Linked DNA regions of Mus musculus: region 1 is linked to region 2. The links are chromatin loops, found by intact Hi-C in ENCODE. Cell type or tissue: left cerebral cortex. All regions are shown on one strand. Links, peaks and the distances in the headings refer to the core of each region. The heading gives the core; the rest is flanking DNA.

Evidence for each region. Hi-C counts contacts between places; a loop is a spot of excess contacts. Peaks named below come from ENCODE experiments on the same cell type or tissue, not always from the same donor. Only the 100,000 strongest peaks of a DNase experiment are listed, where the experiment ranks them.
Region 1: a loop joins it to region 2, with 4 times the contacts of the local background. A loop is called at or near these places in 30 of 42 quality-filtered maps.

The regions. Positions count from the first base shown.
Region 1 is chr19:4,638,718-4,650,898 of GRCm38, reverse strand. It overlaps Gm960 (predicted gene 960), which reads left to right. Exons shown (of 15, transcript NM_001033447.3): 10 at 1,080-1,226; 11 at 5,178-5,299; 12 at 8,676-8,786. Among named protein-coding and RNA genes, the nearest start is that of Rce1, 19 kb to the right of the region's middle. In left cerebral cortex, for the core only: a CTCF peak has its summit at 6,461 (motif pointing left); DNase peaks (open chromatin) are centred at 3,628, 4,409 and 6,430; H3K4me3 peaks cover 219 bases; H3K27ac peaks cover 2,860 bases.
Region 2 is chr19:4,738,450-4,750,630 of GRCm38, reverse strand. It overlaps Sptbn2 (spectrin beta, non-erythrocytic 2), which reads right to left. Exons shown (of 37, transcript NM_021287.2): 16 at 12,064-12,181; 17 at 11,322-11,524; 18 at 10,950-11,040; 19 at 10,632-10,778; 20 at 8,035-8,298; 21 at 6,359-6,583; 22 at 6,076-6,165; 23 at 5,262-5,522; 24 at 5,043-5,173; 25 at 4,647-4,851; 26 at 3,691-4,065; 27 at 2,675-2,919; 28 at 2,434-2,572; 29 at 1,953-2,037; 6 more. It overlaps Gm21992 (predicted gene 21992), which reads left to right. Exons shown (of 3, transcript NR_157185.1): 3 at 5,764-7,718. Among named protein-coding and RNA genes, the nearest start is that of Rbm4b, 12 kb to the left of the region's middle. In left cerebral cortex, for the core only: CTCF peaks have their summits at 6,707 and 6,911 (motif pointing right); DNase peaks (open chromatin) are centred at 5,417, 6,416, 6,916, 8,920 and 2 more places; H3K27ac peaks cover 971 bases.

The DNA of each region.
Region 1 (12,181 bases), core at 1,661-9,660, 99 kb after region 2:
TCTGCCTCCCAAGTGAGTGCTGGGATTAAATTAAAGGCATGTGTAGTCTGGCACCACTGTCAGGGGCCACTTTTTATTCTCTGGCTGTATTGATTTCCATTGTTTCTACAGTTCACTGAGTCTCAACTTTGGTCCATTAGTGTTTTAAATGAATAATACAGGAAACACCCCCTCATTTCTCTCAATCATTTCTTCTTTTGCTTTTTGAGACAGTGTGTTAAATTGTGTAGCCTAGGCTGTCCTCAACTCGCTGTAATCTCCCTTGCTCCCCTTTGTTTCTTAAAGGACAGAACTAGGGTCCACAGGGAGACACTGCTCCCCATGCACCTCGGTACGGGGCTGCCCTGTGGGACTTTAAAAGGTGCAGCTAGAACTTAAAAGTACAGATTTGGAGTTGATCTGGCAGGGTCTACCACTCAGTTCTACCAAGTCACAGGCTCAGGTTGGACATGGTATTTAAGCTGACTGCCCCTTTTCTTATTTGTAAAAGGTAAGAATAGGTCTTACTCAAGAAAGTTATGAAGTCTAAATCTTCAGATAGGACATACAAGGAATTTAACATGGCACCTGGCATGTAGCACAACTTACCTGGAATATCAGTACTTAAGTTTAAATCTGACCTGGGCCTCTTACTAGCCAGACTCGCCTTAGAAAGGTGTGCAAGAGGCCAGGTGTGGTGGTGCATGCCTTTGATCCAGGACTCAGGAGGCAGAGATAGGTAAATTCTGTGAGTTCAAAGCCAGTCTGGTCTACACAACAAGCTTCAGGCCACCCAGGGCTACCTAGTGAGATCCTTTCTCAAGGAAACGAAAACATTACACAAGAAATAAATGAATTTGTTGTGTAATACTTCCACAGTAAATGCACACGGATGCTATTTCCTGTGCATTGCACGTGCCTGGCTATGTTGATATTCTGCATGGAACTCTATTTGTTGCCATCGTGTGGGTGGAGAAACAAATTCAGAAGTGGGGCTGAGTGTTCTATTTAGACCTGGTGGTTCCTTCTTGGTCAAGATGTCGGTTCTTGGGTCACTTGGTGTGTACGGGACTTACCTTAGTCTTTGTCTTTTCCTCTAGAGTCTGTGCTTCCAGATGTGAATTATAAAGCAGAGTCGCCTGAGGGGAATCAGTCTCAGAATATGAACGCACAGGGACCAGCTCTGCTACTTTTCCTATTTGTGGATTTCCAAAGTGACGTCCCAGTACAACAAGCGAAAATCTGGGGTATGTGTAGAAAAATGCAGCAGCCAGATTGGGTGTGGCAAGCACTAGGTGCAGAAAGAGAGGGTGTGGACATCTGTTCCAATCCATGTAATCTGTAAAGAACCAGCATTGCCTTTCTAGATGGATCAAGGAAAGAGGCCTGTCTCGGTGCTGGTGCAGTCAGGGAGTCATCAGAAAGGTTTTCCTCCTCACAGGTAATGGGATGGTTCCAGTTTGTGGGCCACGGAACACGCGTATCTGAATCGCCTGGGTTATTTGAAGACCCACAGCTCCCTGTGTGAAGAATGATTCATTACGTTTGCACTGTTATAAAATCTAGAGTGCTTGAGGTGTGCGTTTTCACACGCTTTTCAGGTGAACAGAGGTGGTGAGACTTGGACGTCTTTGAGTGACTTTTGGTCACTCACTTTACTCCAATGAATCCCAGGAAGTGGATCTTAAGAGCTGATCAATACATTCCTAAATGGAAGAAAGTCACAAGAACTGGGGCCTAGACATGCTTCAGGACATTTGTAAGCCTCCTTTGGAGTGTTCCACTCTCTGTGGGCCGTGGAGAACCCTGCCCTTGTGTTCTTCCTGCTGTGCTATTGGTTCCTACTGCATCATGGGTGAAACAAGACTACTTATAACCCAGCTCAGAAGCTCTGCCAATGACTAGTGCTGGTTACTCGTGGTTGTCAGAATGAGACTGACCCTTCCTGCCACCTGCCTTCCTGCTCTTGCTCCTTCCCTGGTGCTTACACGCCCTGGGAGAGCAGCACAGCTTTCCTGCGCTCAGGCCTTTAACCCCGAGAAGCTGCTGTTCTTTGGTGCCTCCTTCCATTGACTGAGGCCAAAAGAGTGGAAAGAAAAGGGAGCCAGGTTATGAGGCTCAAGCGAGGAGGATTTGGTGAGGATTCTGGGGCATGTGCACACAAAGACAAACTACTGCGCAGAGCAGGAGAGAGGACTCAGGGAATAATTAAAACTGCTGGGTTTCCTTTTAGCTCTGATTCTAGCTTCCTCAGTGGTGTTTGAAAATCAAGTCACATACAGCAGCCAAGCCTCCCTTTTCAGTCTTTAACATGAGCTGTTAAATTAGGTGATATCAAAGGCCCTTCGGAGGCCAAATGCTGTCTTGAGACTGAAGATCTGTTACTTTCTAGAATTGTAAAATGCTTGCCAGAGGATAACCCTATGATAATTTGAGTTTGACACTGAGTCTATTGAACATACTCAAAGAACTCAGATGTCTTTAAAGCAGCGTTACCTGTCATTTTTGTTATACTAAGATCATTTAGACACTTCCATTTAGCATATCTCGGAAGGCCTGCAGCTCTTCAGTAGACTCACTTTTAGATTTAAACAATCACTGCTAAAAAACAATAATAAATAAATAAAAATCCAGGTATGGTGGCTTATACACTGTTTTTATTGTTGTTGTTTGGTTTGGGGGGTTGTTTGTTTTATGAGACAGGGTTTCTCTGTATAGCCCTGGCTGTCCTGGAACTCACTTTGTAGACCAGGCTGGCCTGGAACTCCAGATCTTCCTGCCTCTGCCTCCAAAGTGCTTTCTATTAAAGTATATCACCCAGCATGGCCCATGCTTTTAATCCCAACATTTGGGAGACAAAGGCAGGTAGATCACTTTGAGTTTGAAGCCATCTTGGCTAGTTCTAAGCTAGCCTGAGTTACATAGTGAAACCTTGTTTCGGGGCTGGAGAGGTGGCTCAGTGGTTAAGAGCACTGATTTCTCTTCCAGAGGTCCTGAGTTCAAATCCCAGCAACCATATGGTGGCTCACAACCATCTGTAATGAGATCTGATGCCCTCTTCTGGTGTGTCTGAAGATAGCTACAGTGTACTTAGATATAATAAATAAATAAATATTAAAAAAAACCTTGTTTCAAAACAAAAATCACTGCCAGGCTGAAGAGATAGCTCTGTGGTTAAGAGCAAGGTGAGTCCTGCAGAGGAGCAGAGAGTCAGGCCCAGCACCTAAGTAAAATGGCTCACAGCAGCTGCTGTCTCAAGTTCCAGGATCTGATGCCATCTTCGGGCCTCTGCAGCACCTCGAGGTGTGTATGTATACATACATGCATACATGCAGATAAACATAAATAACTTTTTTATCTTTAAAAATAGTAATTAAAATTCCTCTCCTGCTGCATAGTAAGTAAAGCAGCCTACTGGAAGCCCTCCAGGGCTAGGGCAGCCTCTGCAGGCTGCACCGCGAGGGCAGCGAGTCTGCTTTGTCTTTCCCCCGCCTTCCTTACTGCCCTGGACACCTTCTCCAGAGCTCCTTGCTTTAGAAGCAGATTGTGCAGCCTTAGTCTGAGTTCCTGTGTCTTTAAAATCAGTCGCTGGCCCCCGCCCACCTTGTCACGGAGCTTCCATGATTAACTCCTTATTCTGCTACAGCGTCAGAAGCATCTGGTGGTGGGAACAGTTTTAGGAATAATTTTTTTTTTAATTAAATGTATGCTTTCAAAAACTTCTCATTTCTTGGGTTCCTCTTGAGGCCAGCATATATAAAATAGAATCTACGTGTTCCGTCACTATGACAACAGCAGTACTTTCCCCCACTTTGAACACTGCATGTGTGTATCAAAATACTTCCTTTTGCATGATCTCAGTTTATCTAGACAACATATCTGAGAGAGCAGATAAGAAATGCTGTTTTCTGCATGAAGTGCAGTGAATGAAGTTACCTCATTGTCACTGACTGGTGACAAACCTTTAACCTGCGCTCTCTTACTGCTAGTTGCACATTCCTTTATAAAATCGAAGATAACCTTCTCTCCCCGGAGAGCTTTGTGGTGCCCTGTGATAGTAATTGATCCTTCTAACTTTTATTTTAAAATATGTGTGTGTGTGTGTGTGTGTGTGTGTGTGTGTGTGTGTGTGTGTGTGTGTATGTGAGTATGTGAATGAATGTTTTGCCTGTGTGTCTGTATATGTACCACATGAGTGCTTAGCATTCCCAAGTCAGAGTCACTGGAACTGGAGTTATAGATGCTATGAGTCTCCATGTGTGTGCTGAGAATCAAACCTGGTCCTCTGCAAGATCAAGAGCCCCTAACTACTGAGCCACTTCTCCAGCCCCGCGTCGGCCTCTGAGTAATGCTAAGCAGGGGTGGCTATGGTCGCCTCGTCTGAGATCATCCCCAGTTTGCTTATTTTTAGTTTGTTTTGAGGCAGGAACTCACATGCCTCCAGGCAGCCTCAAATGCACTGCTTAGCCGAGGATGCCTTAGACCACTTATCCTCCTGCCTCCATCCCCTAAGTACTGGATCACAGACATGTGCTATGCCCAGTTTATGTGATGCTGGCGATCAAACCCAAGGCTGCTTACACATGCTAGGCAAGTGCTCAGCTGAGTGGCATCCCCGACCTTAGCTCCACTTTAAATAATGTTTGTACGTTTTAGCCTTTTCTTTACTACAGCACGTAAAAAATGACACACTGCGGACAACAGGGGCTCCCTTATCAGTGATGTCCTAGAGGGAATAGAAGAGGGTTAGACTCTCCTAAGAGGAATAGAAGAGGGTTAGACTCTCCTAAGAGGAATAGAAGAGGGTTAGACTCCCCTAAGAGGAATAGAAGAGGGTTAGACTCTCCTAAGAGGAATAGAAGAGGGTTAGACTCTCCTAAGAGGAATAGAGGAGGGCTAGACTCCCCTAAGAGGCTTCCTTCTCCTTTGGAAGAGGATGCCACTTTGGCAGACACCACTATTATTGTTCATTGCGTGAATTAGCATTTGTTTCTTCAAAAGCAATGTAACTCACTTAAATTTTCCTCAGCTTGCTTTTGCAAATGGGAATTGAGAGGGGCTGTCTCTAAAAAGTAATTATTTGTGGAGAGGTAATAGAAGTGGCTGCCTCCAGGAGGCATTACCGCAGCTCCAGTCCTGTCACTTCGTGTGAGCAGTAGTCATCCTCACTCAGGGGTCTAACATTCTTATCCTCTCAGGACTCCACACTCTGCTCACAGCCCATCTCAGCGCCATCCTCTCGGAGAGCCGCAGCACGGTACAGCAGTCCATCCAGTCAGCTGTGGATCAGGTCTGGCAGCTGTACCACCATGATGCCAAGGTAACAAGAGATTGACAGCCTGGGTGTGGATAGTCCAGGGGCCTTGGACCCTCCTTTCCCTTGGTACCTCTTCCTGTTCTGCCTCTGCTGAGGTCCTAGCAAGCACTGCACCTGGGCAGGGAGCTAAGCTTTCATTTAGGCTACAAGCAGACAGTTTGTGCTTGAATAGCAACGGCAATAACACTAAAAACATGGCAACTGTGCCTCTTTCTGATGCTTTGCTTCATTGGTTTTGTTTGTTGGTTGGTTTTTCAAGACAGGGGTTCTCTGTGTAGCCCTGGCTGTCCCAGAACTCACTCTAGACCAGGCTAGCCTGGAACTCAAAGATCCGCCTGCCTTTGCCTCCCAAGTGCTGAGATTAAAGGCATTTGCCACCATCTCCTCTATGTTTTCCTTCTCTGTGCATCTTGATCCCATGCATTCTGGAGCTGATGTTTCAGTAAACATTACCCTTTGCCCTCATTTTCCCAATTCTTTAATAATGTCACACTTGCTGTGCCCAGACTGAGTTCTTCCAATCTGTGCACTTTTGGTAATACATTTCTTAACTCCCTTGTAGAGGGCTATAGTGTGAGACCCTGCCACAGAGTAAGGGGCCACAGGGATGACTCAGCTGGCAAAGCGCTTGCCACACTAGCCTGACCAACTGAATTTGATCCCAGGGACCCTCCTAAAGGTGTAGTGAGGGGACCAACTTGTTATTCTTTGACCTCCAAACATACGTACACTGTGACATGTGCAAACCTGCACATATCATAGACTCAAACAATAGGTTTAACACAAAAAAGTAAACATTTGCTTTATTTTTTTATTATTTATTTATTTATTTACTTATTTTGGTTTTTCAAGACAGGGTTTCTCTGTGTAGCCCTGGCTGTCCTGGAACTCAATTTGTACACCAGGCTGGCCTCAAACTCTCAGAAATCTACCTGCCTCTGCCTCCCAAGTGCTGGGATTAAAGGCGTGCGCTACCACGCCCGGCTTTTTATTTTGTTTTTTAAGATTTATTTTTAGAGCTGAGAAAATGGTTCCACAGTTAAGAGCATTGGCTGCTCTTCCAGAAGAGCCGTTTTGATTCCTACCACCCACAAGGCAGGCAGCTCACAACTGTCTGTAAGTCTAGTTCTAGGGCATCTAACGCCCTCTGCTGGCTTCTGCTGGCCACAAATGTGGTACACAAATAATTCCTGTAAGATGACCCAGATCCATAAAATGAAAACGAATCAAAGCCCTGTGTAGTGCCACACACCTTTAATCCCGGCCCTCAGGAGATGCAAGCGAGTGAACCTCTGAAGTCGAGACCAGCCTGGGCTCCACAGTGAGAGCCTGTCTCACTACATAGAAACAGGCAAGCAACAAACGTCAATTTACTGTGCTAAAGGCCAGCCCCGACCTCCAGGTAACTGAAGGAAGCATTGAGATGATTGGGTAGTGCTAACAGCAGTTGGGGGAGGGGTGTCAGGGTCAGCACTGCTGATGGACAGAACTTAGTGTCTGGGGCCGACAAGACTGCCAGGCAAGAAACTCTGAACTCTTGGAACTTTGTTTTGTTTGTTTTGTTTTGTTTGTTTTTTTTTTTTGAGACAGGGTTTCTCTGTGTAGCCTTGGCTGTCCTGGAACTCACTCTGTAGGCCAGGTTAGCCTTGAACTCAGAGATCTGCCTGTCTCTGCCTCCCGAGTGTTGGGAATAAAGGCGTGTGCCACCACGCCCGGCTGAACTCTTGTAACTCTTAAGAGGCCAGCGAGAAAGAAAAGGATAGAGAGAAAATCATGCACGCACACGCACACGCACAGTGGCTGGGCCTGACCACTTGTTTCATCAGTTTCACAAGTGCACATGCATATTTATATACATACACATGTATGTAGACACAAACATATGTACATATATATGTTGTACATACAGACAGGCATATATACATATATAGAGACACACATATATACACATATATACATTTGGTGGGTGGAGCAGGGCCCCAACAGTCACACTTTGTTTTTTCTCTCAGCCTTTTTATACCTTCTTAGGCAAAAGTTCTTTATGAAATTACCTCACAGATAAATGTTACACAAAAGGGAGTTAAAGAAGGTTGTCAATATTAAGTTCAAAGCAGTGTCTCATTCTATAAGCTCATGATAAGTTCAAAGGAACAGTTTCATGTGGCCTTGTTTTATCATAGTGCACACCTGTGGCTTCATTTTTGGATCTCATCTAGAATGAATGTTTTTCCTTGATCACACATCTGTCCCAACCCTGTTTCCCTTCTTAGTGTAATTTATGAAAGTTCATTGCCCTCCTTATTATGCAGTCTTTACTCACTATTGTCTGAGGAGGGCACTTCTATTCTTGATTCTAACTTTATTATACCTTTCTATCAAAATAACTAAAATCCCCTTAAAGTTTCTTCTTAAAATTATTTGAATCGAATTAGAAATTCTATAAGGTCATCAGTACATCTAAATAGCATTATTATATGAAAGGTCATCTTCATGTTAATCTGCAGGAAGCTTGCCCAACAGAGTGGGCCATCACCCAGGAAGTAATCACACCAGGCTACAGGCAGTGAGGGTCTCCTGGTGTCCACTCACACCAAGCCACATAAATGAGGACTATGGCAAAGACAAGCTGAGAAAGCACATCAGCCCCAAGAAGCAATCCTGGGACCAAGTCTCTGGGGCTACGCCTCACTAGAGTGCACCCCTTGCAGCCATGCCGACTGGTGGGCCATCTCCAGGAAACTCGCTTGCCATCATCTTTCCTAGCTGGCTTGTGCCATTAAAGTATTTTTAATTAGGTGCTTGTGTGCGCGGGTACTCATAGAGGCCACTGGAGCTAGGTGGCTGTGGGTTGTCTGACATGGATGCTTGGAACTGACCCTCTGTAAGAGCGGCACTTGCTCATAACTGTGAGCCATATCCAGTGCCAACTATGTCTTACTGTCTTGTTTGGGAAACAGACTAGCATAGTCTCAGCTAGCTTCAAACTCTTCGTGGACAATGATCTTGACCTTCTTTGTGATCCTCCTGCCTCTACTTCCACAGTTCTGGGATTACAGGTATATGCGCCATCCCTGGTTTATTCTGTGCTGGGGCTTGAGCTCAGGGCCTCATGAACGCTAGGCAAGCACTCTATCAACTGAGCTACATTTCCCAGTCCCTACCCAGTGCTGTCTTTTCTTAGTATGTCTATGTTGTTATGCTATCTCTATGAAAGAACAGAACGTTTTGAGTTGTAAAACAATAGAAATCAAGGTCATGCCATCATCTTATTAAGTATCAGTGGTGACACTGTCTAGTCACTGCCTTGAGTAGAATCTTCACCCCTTTGGCATTCTCGGAGCCTGCACTCTGTGGCTAACACGGTTTCCCCTTACTCCAGACTCAACAGAGACTGCAGGCCTCCCTCTCTGTGGCTGTGAACTCCATCATGAGTGTGTTGACTGGAAGCACCCGCAGCAGCTTCAGGAAGACATGCCTCCAGGCTCTTGAGGTTAGAAGATGGGGCACTCTGCAGCAGGCTTTACAACATAACATACAGTGCTGAACACTTCCAGTGTGATCCTACTGAGTACCAGGTGCCTTCAGAAGTATTTGTTGGGGCTAGAGAGGTGGCTCAGCAGTTAAGAGCTGCTCTCCCAGATGTTCAATGCCCAGCTCCCACATGGCAGCTAATTACCATCTGTAACTCCAGGTCCAGGGCATCGGACACCTTCTTCTGGCCTCCGTAGGCACCAAGCATACATGTGGTACCCAGAAATGCATGCAAGCCAAACACCCATACACAAAAATGTCTAATCTGGGTGCAGTGGCGCATGCTCTTAGACCCAGCACTCGGGAGGCAAAGGCAGGCACATTTCTGAGTTTGAGGCCAGCCTGGTTTACAGATTGAGTCCCAGGATAGTCAAAGCTACACAGAGAAACCCTGTCTCAGAAAAAAATAATTTGTTGAAGAATAACTGTATATATATCATTTTTATAAATGAGAAAAGTTACTTAAGAGTTACACTTTCTTTAGGTTACGCACACAACTATCTGAGAGAACTAGAATTAGATCCTTGGTTCCCAGTTCCTTGAAGAATGCTTCTCCATCCCACAGTGACACAATACACTAGAAATAAGTGAGCAGACACAGCAACTTGTTTATGTGACAAAATGGAGTGAGTGACATAAATTGGAATCGGAGTTGGGGTCAGTCAGTTCTGGACTTGTTTACTTGCTATATGGAATTAGGCCCATGTTTAACTTCTCTGAAATTTGTTTAAAAGTTGAGGGCAAATATGAGCTCCTCATAGATTAGGGGCTAAATATATACTACAGTCTGAATATTTGTATCATTCCCAACATCATATGTTGAAATCCTAGCCCTCAACATGATGTTCTTGGCTACCATACCCAGCTCAACGGCTCAAGATACTTGAAAGTTTTTGGAGCTGTCATGGTATCTCAGGTAGAGGCACTTGCTGCCAAACCTGATTGTACCTGACTGGAGTTTGCTACCTGGATCCCATAACACACACACACACACACACACACACACACACACACACACACACACAGAGAGAGAGAGAGAGACAGAGACAGAGAGACAGAGACAGAGAGACAGAGAGACAGAGAGACAGACACAGAGAGACAGAGACACACAGAGAGAGACAGAGAGAGTAAACCAGTTTTGGTTTTGGTTGTTTTTAAATAGGGTCTCTCTATGAGGTCCTGACCTGTCCTGGAACTCACTATGGAGACCAGGCTGGCCTTGAACTTACAGATATTTTTTGCCTCTGTATCACAAGTGCTGGGATTAAAGATGTGTGCCCTACAGGAAACTTTTTTTTTGTTTTGTTTTGTTTTTGTTTTTGAGACAGGGTTTCTCTGTATAGCCCTGGCTGTCCTGGAGCTCACTTTGTAGACCAGGCTGGCCTCGAACTCAGAAATCCGCCTGCCTCTGAATGCTGGGATTAAAGGCGTGTGCCACCACGCCCAGCTGGAAACTTTTAAAAGAGCTTTAAGTTGTGCTCTTCATTTGGCTGTTTGGTTCTCTGACAGCTGAGACAAATGGGATTGTATCAGGGCCCCACACCTGAGCAGGCTCTAAGACCTTAAGCACAACTGACTCCATGATGGAAGTACCATTCAGGCTGTAAAACTCAGCACATAGACAGCAGCACCTACCAAAACTAAAACGAAGCCCTAGTCCATCCAAGTCCCTAGTTCTGGGACAGTCTCTTAATGTATCAGCCTTGGTTTTTACATCTGTAGTCCTGCTTCTGGCTAACTGTTCTTGTTACCTGAAGGATGAAACTCAGGACATCATTTTTGTATTCACCCAGAGAAAGGCATGGTGCTACACTGGGGTCCTGAACACCCACTGCAGTTGCCATCTGGCTAATAATGACTTTTAATTGGCTTGAACCCATATCTGAGCAGTCTTCTCTGGAGAATACCTCACAAAGGATTAGTTCCTAATTAAGTGGCCTCCTGAGCTGCTAAGATGGTAGTGGGCAGAGTTGCTGCCAAGCCTGACAACCTTACTGTGATCATCGGTAGCTACATGAGGGATAGAGAAAACAGACTCCCACAGACTGTGCTCTGTCCTCTACATGTATGTCTTGGCACCCCACCCAGTAAATTAGAACAAAATGTGTCTCCAGAGAAAGCCTTGACCCTTCTGCAGTATGACGATGCAGAAAAAGATCGGGAAAGTCCCTGAAGAGGACCCTTACCAGAACTCAACTGTGCAGGCATGTCATGGTTTCTAATATTGTTGTGTGAAAATATTCTGACAGAGCAATTTAAGGGAGAAGGGCTTATTTCCACTCAATTCATCATGGAAGTCAGGACAGCAAGGGTTTGAAGCAACTGATCATATCACATTTGTAGTCATAGTAATACAGTATGCTGGCTAGTGTTTGGTCAGCTTGACGGAAGTTAGAGTCACCTAAGAGAAGGAGCCTCAGCTGAGAAAATGATCAGCTTGGTGGGCTAGCCTGGGGGGCTCTTTCTTTCTTTCCTTCTTTCTTCCTTTCTTTTTTTTAAGATTTATTTATTTATTATATGTAAGTACACTGTAGCTATCTTCAGATACTCCAGAAGAAGGCGTCAGATCTTGTTACAGATGGTTGTGAGCCACCATGTGATTGCTGGGATTTGAACTCCAGACCTTCGGAAGAGCAGTCGGGTGCTCTTACCCACTGAGCCATCTCACCTTCCCTTGTCTTGTCTTGTCTTTCGAGACAGGGTTTCTCTGTGTAGCCCTGGCTGTCCTGGAACTCACTCTGTAGACCAGGCTGGCCTCGAACTCAGAAATCCGCCTGCCTCTGCCTCCCAAGTGCTGGGATTAAAGGCGTGTGCCACCATGCCTGGCACATTTTCTTGATTAATGGTTGATGTAGTGGGATGGCGCTATCCCTAGGCAGGTGGTCCTGGGGTATATAAGAAAGCCGACTGAACAAGCCATGGGAAGTAAGGAAGCAGCATCCTTCTGTGGCTTCTGCTTCAGTTTCTGCCTTCACATCCCTGCCTTGAGTTCCTACCCTGGCTTCCCTCAGTGATGGAGTGTTACCTGAGAGTTGAGAGATGGAATAAACTCTTTCCTCCCCAGATTGCTTTTGATCATGGTGTTTTACCACAGCAATAGAAACTCTAAGACACAGAGCAATGGATGTATACATGCATGCCAGATCTCTACTCCATCCTATGTTTTATACAGTTCATGATCTCCTGCCTAGAAAACAGTTCCACCCATAGTTAAGAAGGGTCTTCACACAAAGCTGTCACAAGTACATTTGTAGCATTTGTAAACCCCTTAGTGCATGAACATGGATTGTGGTGGCCAAAGAGGCCACGCCTGAAAGCAGGTTATGGGTGATGGGTTCTCAGTGCAGGTTAGTC
Region 2 (12,181 bases), core at 2,169-10,168:
TTCCGATAATCAAAGGCCACACTTCCCTGGGCCCTGGCCAGGCTGACAGGCACTTCTCCATGGTAGGGCACTCCTGCACTAGCTGCCCTGGCATCCTTGTAAAAGCCGAGGCTCCCACGCCGAAGTACACAGTACACATTCTGCCATGACCTGGGGGAAGATATGTCAGGGTCAGAAACCTGGTAGGCAAGCCTTTGGGGGACCTGTAACATGGGCACTATGGAACTCTTGTCTTTGGGTCACTTGTGGCCATCCCTGGAGTCACTTTCTCAAAGGACAAACTCCTATAAAGTGCCCCCCTCTCTGTCTAGGAAGTTTCCAGGAAACCCTCTTCAGAAGCAGAAACCCGAGAGGCCACAGGCTCTGCACAGCACAGCCAGGGTTGATACCTGTTGGCAGCTTTCTTGTTGAAGGCTTCCATCTCTTGTTTGCGGCACAGCATCCCTTCCATCTGTTCCTGAGCAGAGAGCTCAGGTCCTCGTGTGGGCAGGGTGGCACCATGAGCTGCTTCAGATGATCTGCTCTGGGGCATTGGAGAAGGAGCAGGGCCCCGGGGCAGGGTCTGCCTCTCTCCCCGGGGCCCACTGGACTCGTCTCCTGTGCCAGATCCCTGTGGGGAAAACATCAGTGCTAAAAGATGACATGGATGGTATCCTTCCTTGGAATTAGGATGTTCTACAGCCAAGAGCTGGTCTCCCAGCCCAAGCTTCTGTTGAACCTCATACCCAGGATCCCTACCCACTTCTTTTGTCCCTTCATCTCCAGGCACCCACACCCAGCCCTCTAGGTAGACTCACAGGTCCTTCGGGGACATTGCTCTGTTCAAGTCTCTGCTGTTCCAACAGGGGCTGCAAAGATAAGAATCTGTGAGGATCTGGGGGCTGGCTGGGTTGAAAGAGACGTCCAGGGACATGAAATTACCTGTGAGGAGTCGGTGTCCGTGCAGACCCCATTAACACTGGGTGCTTGTGTGGATGGTGGCAATTTTGACTGAGTCCTAGAATAATCATATATGACACAGAATAATTAACCGGTGGCTTGCTTGGGCTTAGCTTCAGCATCCTGGCCCGGGTATCTAGCTCTTACCCATCCCAGGCAGTGTCAGGAACTCTCTGGCCATCTACCAGACTCCCTTCTGGCTGACTAGCCATGGGCTCTGAAGTAGGAGGCTGTTTCCTCCGTTCCTCCTCCTCCCTCTTCCTTTTCCGCTCATTTTCCCGCTCTTCCAGCTGTTAAGAAATGCTGAGGTCAGCAAGCATCAGGGTGAGGTGAAAAGCTGCAGTGTCTCACCTCTAGCCCAATAAAGCAGGAAAGATGGACAAGAGACTCTAAAGAGTTAGAGCAGGAGGCAGAGGGATCTTAGTGGCCCCCAAGCTGACTGACATGGAACAGAAGAGCACTCTAAGCTCACATGCAGAGAGAGAAGCAGTGTGGTGGGAAGGGAAGAAATGGGGCAGCAGTGGGGTTGGGCACCTCTGAGGTCCCACAGTTCTCACCGCAGTGAGCTTCTCCAGCGCACTGAAACGCTCTTCCCAGGCCACGGCCGACTTCTGAAAGGCTTCGTGTCGCTTGATGAGGCTCTCTACTTCGTCCACAGTGCAACCCAGTTCTGCACTTCGCACCAATGGCTCCTGACTGCACAGCCAGGCCTCCGCCATCCCTGCATCTCTCCCAAACACAAGCACCTCCAAAACTGCCACGATTGGGGTAGGGGTCATAGAAAGATGGAAGGTTAGAGTGCAAAATGGCATCGGGCAGATCAACCTCAAATACAGGGACAAAGACCAGCGTTGTTCCAGAGCACTGACATGATTTGGTACCAAGTGTAGAGGAATCCTGGGATTCCACACCCAGGGATCCTGGGCTCATGCACTGTGGCTACCACATACAGGCAACGCCCAGGCGCTCCCTCACAAGACCCCTCCCTCCCGTGACATCCCACAGTGGCTCACCAAGCTGTAGCCAGTCCATCTTCTCCTGCCACTTGTCAGCTGTCTCCTGGCGCCGGGACTGTAGCTGAGACAGCTTCTCTGAGATCTGGGGAGTAGGGAAAGGAGGCATGACTTAGGACTTAATGGAGCTTTCCCATGGTCTCTGGGAGCCACCAAAATACAGCGATGACTTTTAACTTAACGTCGAGAGGGGAGGAAAACAGTCCTGGGAGGAGAAGTGAGGTTTTAGAAATCTATGGACAGCATCGGGAGGAGAGAGTGAAAGAATTCTTGCTAAGAGAGAATGACAAAAAGCAGAAGATGGGCAATGTCAAAGCACTTGGCAGGATAGAGTAAGAGAACCGTGACCAGCCTGAGCTACATGGCGAGCCCCTGTCTTAAGCAAACAAACAATAATTCACAAATAAACAAAATGAACAGAAATTACAGGCATGGGCCCTGTTAGGTGCATCTAGCCAGATTCTCTCCAGGTCTTGCCTACCTCCTCAGCAGCATAGTGGCTCCGGGCCAGCAGCTCCTGCCCCATGTCAATGCAGGAGGAGAACCTGTCTGCTCTGGCCTCTATCTCTGCTTTGATTCCTTGTTGGTTTTTGATGACTAAATCTGCAGAGGACACATCCCTGGGCCAAGACAAAGGTGGTATTACAGGCTGTCCCAGCCCCACCACAGCCACCAGTAGCATCATACAACTTGTGAAGGACACCAGGCACTATGGGTCTCACCGGGGCCGCTCCTGGGCATCCATCTGCAGGTTAATCCCATCCATCCACAGCATCAACTCTCGGACAGCCTTAAAGAATCGGAATTTGTCCGTGGTATCCAGTAACAGCTGTCGGCGGGCAGCAGAACTTCCCTGGAGCTGGGCCCAGGCCTCAGCCACTGCCTGCATGTGACGGCCAATTTCCTCAGCCTTGTCTCCAGCATAGGCCTTCTGTAGCCTTTGGCCATCATCTTGAACTTGCTGGACCTGAAGGTGGGAATTCAGGTCTGAGTCAGGCAGAGCTGGGGGACAGCAGAGCTGAAGTCTCTCTCTTCTCACATGGCTTTCTACTTCATGTCTGTTCCACCAGCCAAAGTTGTGGTAGGAGGAACCAAGGTTCAGGCCTAGCCCTGGGGATAGGGTTCTAAAATCAAGTTGAGCTGTTCTACCCAGGGTATAAGGGACACTGAAAATCACTAGTACGAGATGTGCAGCCTAGAGAGTAGATTCAGGTTGGAGCTGACTGGCCATATGAGGTTGAAAGTGATCTGTGTTAAACTTAGGAATCGAGAATTCTGGCCTGAATGGCATCAAAACAGGTAGGTTTTGGCAAAGCATGAAGGATCTTGCAGCCATTGGAACTATTCGAAGAAGTTGTGGGTCCTCGTTAAAAGCGTGAACTTAGCCAGGGAGACGCCTCAGTATGTATAAAGCACTCACTCAGGTCTGACCACCAGAACCTGAAGTGCAAGGATAGAATCACCGCTTAGACGTTGTCCTCTGACCTCCATACACGTTGTGACATGTGTGTGTGCACACATGCTATAAAAGAAATCCTGAATGTGATAGCTGATATCCATTGGCTGGAGATAAATTTCTGGAGTGATTTTAACCTCATCTCCAAATGCCCCTCCAGGGGTGCCATCTTCCCCCCAGCTTCTCAGAGACCTTCCCTAGCACACAAGGCCCCCCTCCAATTTCCCACCAAATAGTTTCCTCTCAGCTTTTCCTTCCCGACTAGTTCATATGGGGTCAGACCTGAGTGCTGAGGGCTTGGATGTCGTGCTCATAGGCACAGTGCCGGCGCTGCAGGGCCTCAGCAGCATTGAGGTCACGGCCAGTCCCGTCTGGAAGCTGCTGCTGCTTGTGCTGTACCCGTGCCAGGGCTTGGCGGGCTCCATGCAGGAAGCGCTGCAGCTCATACGCAGCAGCCAGCACCTGACCTCTTGTGTCCAGCAGCTCCAGCAGGTCAGCCCAGGCCTCATTGAGACTGTCCTTCCACTCGGCCACAGTGGCCCGTGCAGCATGGCCCCCAGCAATGAGCCCATTGGCCAGTGCATTGGCACTGTCTACGCGCTCCTGGCCAATGGTGCTGGTGTCCTTGGAGAACTCTCGGAATTTGTCCCGAAGCATCTGTAGACACAGAGATGAGCCCTTCTGTGTGAGGTCCCCCCCTCAAGGAGCAGTCACTTCTTTCTGAGAACCCACTGCTCAGTGAGCAGGTATGGCAGCTTTAACGTTACACTTGTGATTTGCTCGACAGTAAGGATACAACCTGAGAAACGCATCAATAAGGAATTTCACCAGGTTGCAAATGTTAACTAAAATGGCTAAGGTAACATAATACCACAGTCCTACAAGACACCTGACAAAAGGTACCTAGAATACCCCAAACCTATAGCCCTTAACACGGACACCCTAACTGGGCTAGATTTCTGCACCAGAGGACCCAAACCTCCAACCACAGCAGAGAATCTGAAACTCTCCCATTTTGTTGAGGTTCTGTTGGGAAAGAGTAACAATTTCATTTTTATCCTCACCTACAGGCATCCCTGTGCCCCTCTTTCTGCATAACTGCTCAAAAGTTGTGCAGAACTCAACTCAAAACCCACCTCCGCTGGTTCTTTGTCCCCACCCTCATCACTCTGCCTGGGCCAACACTTTGGTCTCCCTGCAGGCCTTGATCCTTTCTGTGCTAGTCTGCAGGCACTCACAGTCACGTGCTCATAGTCTTGGCCCAGTTCATGGGAGGCTGCCACAACTTCACGCTCCTGTATCCACTGTTCCAGGTCATCCAGCTCTCTGCGGAGCTGGCACAGCCGGAGGTGCTCCTGCAGGCGCTCGCGCCGCTCTCCTGCCAGCTCCTTCAGGCTGGCGTACAGCTTGTCCACCTGGGCTTGGCGTATTGTTAGTCTTGTGCTGCAGAGGTAGAGAGAATGGCTTGCTCTGTGTCACCTAACTGCTCTGTCTGCTAACTGCTTGCCAAGTCCCTGCTTCTCCCAACTTTCTATTCTGTATGGCCATAGTTCAGAAGATGTCACAACCCCTACTTTCCCAGAGCCAGCCCTCCTCTCCTCCAGGGTCAAGGCTCATGATACTCACACACTCACCTCTCTGGATGTTCATGGTCAATCATATCTTGACTGCTGGCTGCTAGTTGTTTGATGGTCTGGGCATAGTCAGCAAGGGCTTGTTCCAATACCTGATGCTTCTTCACTTCTGCCTGGGCGCTCAGCTCATCCTGGGAGAGGGGAAATTGAATATCAGGCAGCAGGGGCTTGGGGGTAGAAGAACTGGCCGCACAAACCAGCCATTGCTCTGACTCTCACCTTGGCCTTTTCCTGGCCCATCATGTGTAACTCCTGCTCACCCATCCAAGCCTCGGCCTCTGCAGCATCACGATAGAATTGCTGGGCTCGAAGAGCTTCCTCCAGCCGCTTGCCCCGAAGCTCCAGCTCATGGCTCAGGCGTTTCCACATTTCTTGGAGCTCAGCCAGCTCTGGACCTGCTGCTGCTGTTCCCAGAGTGCGCTGCCTCTCTTTGAGGTCTGCAATCCGGGGCTCATGGCCCTGGATCTCCTTCTGCAGGGTCTGTCCAGAGCAACAGAAGACACACTGAAAGGCTTGCAAAAGGAACTGCAAGCCTGTGTCCCCTTGGACCTACCTGCTCCACCTTGAGCCCTCCAGCCCTCCCTACATTCTTCTCTTTTCTGAATCCTCTCAAAGACTCTTTGTCAAGACTCCGGAGGGGGACGGTTGGGTGGGTGGGGACGGTTGGGTGGGTGGGGGACAATGTGATACCCCTTCAATCCTCATTCTTTCCTATCAACAGAGGCCACTCTCCCGAGTGTGGGGAAGAAAAATCAAGTCTAGGGCTACAAGCAACAAGATAATGCCACAGACACCCTATCATAGGGAAAAACAAAGGAGCCGGACATGGCAGCATACATGCACCATTAATCCCAGCAGATAAAAGTGGATCTCTTTGAGTTCAAAGCCAGCCAAAGATACATAGTAAGGCCTTATCTCCAATCAACAGCACTCACCCTCTACCTCCCATCACCACAAAACAAGGGAAAAAACAAAGGTCTGAGTGAGAAGATGCTCTTGGGAACTTTGTTTTCACCCTTGCCCTTGGCCTCACCTGGTTTTTCTTCATGAGAAGCTGGACACTGGGCAAGTCCTTGCCATGTTCCAGAGAGCTGGCCATGGGAAGCCGCTCAGTCACCCACAACTGGAGAGAAAAAAAAAGGTTAATAGAGCCGCAGAGAGGAGCTGTCTACAGCTACAACTGTGTGTGTAAAGGGAGCTATCTCATTCGAGGCCAGGGAGCCTTGCAGGACATCCATGAACATCCCAGTGCCCAGGAAGTGGGCCCGAGAGCCACACGGCTGGGAGCAGCTTGCCGTTCCATGCCCGTGACTCACTATCTCATCCTCCACATCCCGGTGGAACTGGTGCTGCTCCCGGGAGGCGTGCAGGCGCCGGCAGCGTTCTTTCATGGGTTGACACAAGGCCCTGAACTTCTCCTCCACAGCCCTTGAGGTCCTTTCTACCTCCCCTGCACTCTGGTCTTCCTGGGCCAGGGCCTGGGCCTGGGCCTGTATCGCCTCTACCTCCTTCTCTCTCACAGCCATCTCTCGTTCCAGCATCTGCAAACGTGAGGAGATAAGAGAGATCAGTGCACATTTCTACTTCAACTCCTAAGACATAAGCCTGTATCAAACCAGCCATGATTTCTGATTCCTGGGGCCTCCCCACGGGAAAAACAGCCTCTTACGGTCTGGGTAGTTCACACACAATTTTTTTTCTTTATAAAAATGCCAGGACTATGTGACAACTGTGCATATTATGAACTCATTGTCTCTCAGTCACAAATCCACTTTAGCCTTCTTTGAGATGCTCACCTAGACCCCCCCGCCCCCGCCCCCCATAAGCATTTTTCCCAAGCTGGTACAATTGGCAGCCTTGTCAGAAGAGGGCGCTAGAGGAAAAAGCACAAAACACTGGAGCAGGCATGCTTAGCTTTTTGCTTGGGCTTTTTTTTTTTCAGAGTACAGGGATCTAGTGCCTCTTTCCCCTCCAGGGAAAGGAATCCTGCTATTCCAGGATTCTTAGGGTCAGGGAATCAACAAATACAATCTATTTACTAAATTAAGTATATTGACGCATTCCTCGTAGTATTGGGCATTCATTCATTTATTTATAATAAAGACAAAGTTGAATTGCTGTGACAAAGATCATATAACCTACAAAATGTAAAGTATTGTTTAGCTCTGCTGAATTTTTTAAATATGTATTTTATTAATTTGTGGGTGTATATGGATTTCTCTCCTACCATGCAGGTTCTAGAGACTAAACTCAAATAGTCAGGTTTGGTGATAAACATTTTTACACACAGAGCTGTTGGTGGTCCTATTGTCTCTTTACAGAGAAAAGGTTTTCTGACACCAACTGTAAAATTCTTTTTAGACTTGATCTGGCTTAAGTTGTAATTTGTTTCCTCCAAAACTTATGCTGAAATCTGGACCTCAAAGTAAAGTGTTGACAAGCAGTAGAGGGCCTTTACAAGATGAGTGGACCATTAAAGGGATTTATATAGTTCCCACGAGACTGGATTAGTTACAAGAACAGGTTGTAAAGTGACGCTGCCTCTTGGGTTTTGTCTCTTTCACATGAGCTAATTTCCATTTTGTTCTTCTGTCATCTTACAACACATCAGAAACCGAGCAGATACTGGTACTACACCCTTGTTCCTCCAAAACTGCAAGCCAAAATAAACTTTTTAAAAAAATAAATCACCCAGTCTCTGGAATTGTATTGTAGCAACAGAAACAGATTGAGATAACACCTTTAGTAATAACACCTTTTACTAATGAGTACTTTTGTTAAGCTAACGTTTCCTTGTCCATGTTATTAGTGTGGCCTGTCTCCTGACTTCCCTAACTGATACACAGCCCTAATAGACTGTGACGGAGTCTTTAATTATGATCACTGTCAGAAATGCTATGAGACATTTACCAGGCCTCCTGAATTTCAAAAGCTAGGCACCCTCTTCCACAGGTTGTCTGACTGTTCATCTCCCCAAAGGCCCCTTGCATACCTGTTGCTTCTTCAGCAGAATGTTGACACTGGTGAGGTCTTTGCCATAGTCATCTGAGTGCAGCTGGGCCTGCAGGCTCTCCAGCCAGCTCTCCAGGGCAGAACAGCTTTGAGCAAATAGCTCTGCCCGGTTGGCATCAAAAAGACTGCGGGCCTTGGCTTGGGTAGTGGTCTCCAGTTCATCCCAGCGCCGGTGCAGGTCCTCCAGCTTCTCTGACACTACGACTTTGAGTTCTGGCTTTTCAAGAGTCAGCTCCCGCCCTTCCTAGGTGACAAGACAAAAGATGTGTAAGTGTCAAAATCAGACTCCACTGAATGTTGCAGGCTGATCACAGGCCAGGGATCTGAGCAATAGAGAGCTGAAATGTTCCAGGTAATTCTAACGTCCTGTGTGAGGCAGGCTCATTAATAGTCTCTCCCCAGAGGTTTTGAAAGCCTTCCACACTGCTCTTTACTGTTGACCACGCTCCACTCCCTTTTCAAGATCAATCTAACTCGACCCTCCCTTACTTAGGAAGCCACTGCAAGCTGGGCCTGGTGGCTCATGCCTGAAATTTCGCACTTGGGAAACTGAAACGGGAAGCTATAAGTTTAACGTCAGCCTGGTCTACACAGCAAGATCCTGTCTAAATAAAAAAACCTTTAAAGCCATTTGGAATCTTCTACTATTATGTTGCACACAGACTTTAATTATGTGCTGTCATTTTATGTTTCTTAACTCATGTCTCCTCCCTTGCACTAAAGCACATCTCACATGGTCTTCCCAGCTTCAGCCTCTCAGCTTGAAGACATGTTTCTATGGGAGTACAGGAAGCATGAGTGGTGAGTCAGAAGCACTCACTCCCAACCAGTGGCAGACAGGGGTGACGGATGGATACGCAGCCACTCTGTGCTCTGGGTGGGGTAGCACTGCGTCAGGTTCTGACGTCTCTCAGAGTGCCCCAGTAGCTCTGCGCTCCAGCAGCCTGCTGCAAACTCTGGCATGAGGGAACTCGCATCTCCTCTCCCACTCCGTGGGACTAGGGATCGAACCTGGGCCTCACACAAGCCAAGGACATGCTTTACTCTAACGAATCCTGTCTGGACTACTCTCTCTTCTGTCTCATCTTCTCGCTCCCCTCCATGGCGTTTTGGGGATCACCTCTCCTGAAGTTGGGCTGCTCCAAAATTCTGGTTCCGGAGTCTGCTTCTGAGGCCATGAACTCAAATGCTTTGTTCAGGCCTTTATTTTATTTGACTGTTGGATGAAGAGGATCAAAGGCTGGTTTGTCTGGTGCTGCTTCAAAGCCTTTAGCACGCTCCCAGCATAGTGATTCATGCTTTTTCTGATCTTGCCCAGGACACTCGTCCTACCTTTGCCTTGCCATACTCTGTCATACAGGAGCCTTCTGTGCTCCAGGCAGGCTGATGTCCTCCTTGCTCCCAGTCCTCCTCACACTTCTGGTTTTCTGCTTATCATCACTCTTTCCCTGGAACCTACTCCTTCTGCTTGCTCACATTCTCTTTTCCTTCCACGGATGGCCCCAGTGCATCCCTTCATCTCTGCTTAGTGCCCAGGCTTTGGGAACTCCACCTTTTGGCACCCACTGTATTCTACTCTGGATCTTTTCACTTATTTTTTGCAATCCTGGGCATTGAACAAAGAACCTTATAAATGCTAGGCAAAGCTACGACCCCTTTCATTTTGAGACAGAGTCTCACTAAATTGTCCAGGATGGCACTGAACTTGGGATCCTCTCACATCAACTTCCCCAGTAGCTAGTATTACGGGCTTCTGCCTCCAGACTAGCCCTTCTGCTCTGGATATGACTTAGCTGTCTGTGTAGATTTCACATCCTGGCTACAGTGCTTTTCCTTTTCGTCTGATCCAGGGGTAGCATCACCTCCCTTTCCTCTCAATGATTTGCATATGGGACCACTATGCATGTATCTCCTGAGCAGATGCAAGCACTGCAAGCTGCTTTCCTCTCCCCAGGTATTATTAAGAGAAAACATCTTCTGATATGCCACGAACCACATAGCAACACACTAGCTAACATCACCATCTCCAGGAGGATTTGCTGAGAAGTAATATTTACGTGTCCCCAGCAACTGAGACAGAGCTGTGTGGGAGACAAAGTCCTAGGAATGACAAGATTAAAAACCAAGGCTTGTCAAACCATGGCAGATGGACAAAATCTGGCCCCCCTGCATGTTTTAATAAAGTTTTATTGGAGGACAGCCATGTTCATTGGTCTCTATGACAGTAGAAACGAGGAGCTGAAACACAGGTATATGGCCTACAGAGCCAGAAGCATTTCCTATCAGCCCTTTACAAATGTTTGCAGACCCCAGGTGTAGAGGGTTATGGTGTTGCAGATCCAGAAGCAGTTATGACATTGAACCCAAGCCACAACAGGCTCTCTCGTCTACTGTGTTTTCATGAAGTTCTGTCTGACAGAACTTCATCCTCAGGCCATAACTACCCATTTGGCAATGTGAGCCTCTGGAAAGAGCATGTCCTGGAGTTAGGCCCCCTCGGCCTATACTATGTCCAGGATCTGCCCAGAAGCACCACCAAAGGCTCAAGCATTGTGTGGCTCTGCCCACACTGGTTACCTTGTCCACTTTGTCCAGCCAGTCCTTGTTGGCTGCAAGCTCGGCCATGAATGCCTGGTGTTTCTGCCACTTGGTGTGCAGGTTGCGAGCTTCGTCATAGGACACATCCTGAGCTGTCAGCATCTTCTCATCGATCCAGAGTCTCAGCTGGCACAAGCATAAAGCAAGAATGAAGGAGGAGGTCTTTTAGAGGGAAAGGGGGCTGGGGCATGATCCAGGAGATGCAGAAGACTCCAGAAGAAGCCACGAAAGGCTTTGTGTGTGTAAGGGATGAATGGCAAGGAAATGCCATGGGGGTACCAGGGAACTGAGCCTCACCTCCTGACAGTCTTGCAAGAAGTGCTGCTGCTCTCGGTTGTCCCGAAGGCGTCCTAAAAGCTGCTGCACCGCCTCCTGATTCTTTCTGTGCCTGTAATGGCAGCCCAGGATAAAGCCATACCCTTAACTTCCCTAGAAGGTCCAGTCTTCCTCCTATGAGGAGACTGTCTCTCAGGAGCCCCGAAAGACACCCCAGGAATCTGATTTCCAGGCCTGCCATCTGTGGATCCTGACCCAGCCTCTACAACTACTCTGATCTTTCTGTTTTGTCTTCTGTGTTCAACTCTCTGCCCTCTATCAGTTCACCCATACACAGGTAAACTATCAGCCACCTTCCTCTAAGCTTCCTCAGATCCGCCATTCTCACCACACCTCTTCTCGATGGAGTCCGCCTTCTCTTGGATCTTCTCAGCATGGATATTGCCCTTGGACACCAGCTGACGTCCAGCCTCCAGGAGTCCGCGGATGCGCTCTCCATTGGCGTCCATAGTGCTCATGAAGTCTTCCAGCTTTTTAATGGCTGCATCTGCCGCCTGCAGTGTCCCTGGCATCTCCGTGTGAGACAAGACATATTCCTGGGTGGAAGAGAGTACGGCAAGCTCACTTCTCATAGCATGTAGATTCTACCCCTCTGAGAATACCCCCTTATTTGTAATTGTTGATTTATTTAATATTTACAGGACTAGCCAGGCTTTTCATTTCTTCTAAAGTCAGTTTATGTTCACATTTAGATTTTGTTAAGAATTATTCTATTCTAATAACAGCAGTTTTCCACAGTGAGTCACAAATCAGATAACTTGCATATCAGATATTTATATTACAACTCATAACAGTAGCAAAAGTACAGTTATGAAGTAGCAACAAAATAATTTTACGGTTGGGGGTCACCACAACCCGAAAAACTGTACTAAAAGGTTATAGTATTAGGAAGGTTGAGAGCCACTTTATTTTAATAACATATAAAACCTGTTATTAGAACGTATTTCTAATATATTCTTCCTGCCTATCTTGCTTGTTCACTGGTAATGCCCATCCCTTTTATCACTTTGTGTGTCCTTCCCCTGATCCCCATTTTCCTCTTCTTCCTAGCTGGAACTGTTTTCTGGACTCTTACCTGGCTGCTGAGAACACCCTCAGCCTGGCGAGCATCTCTTAAAAACCCCTGGAAGCCATGGGCCTGGGCCAGGCGGCCTTGCCGGCTCTCCCACATGCGACCCAGCTCCTCCCAGCCG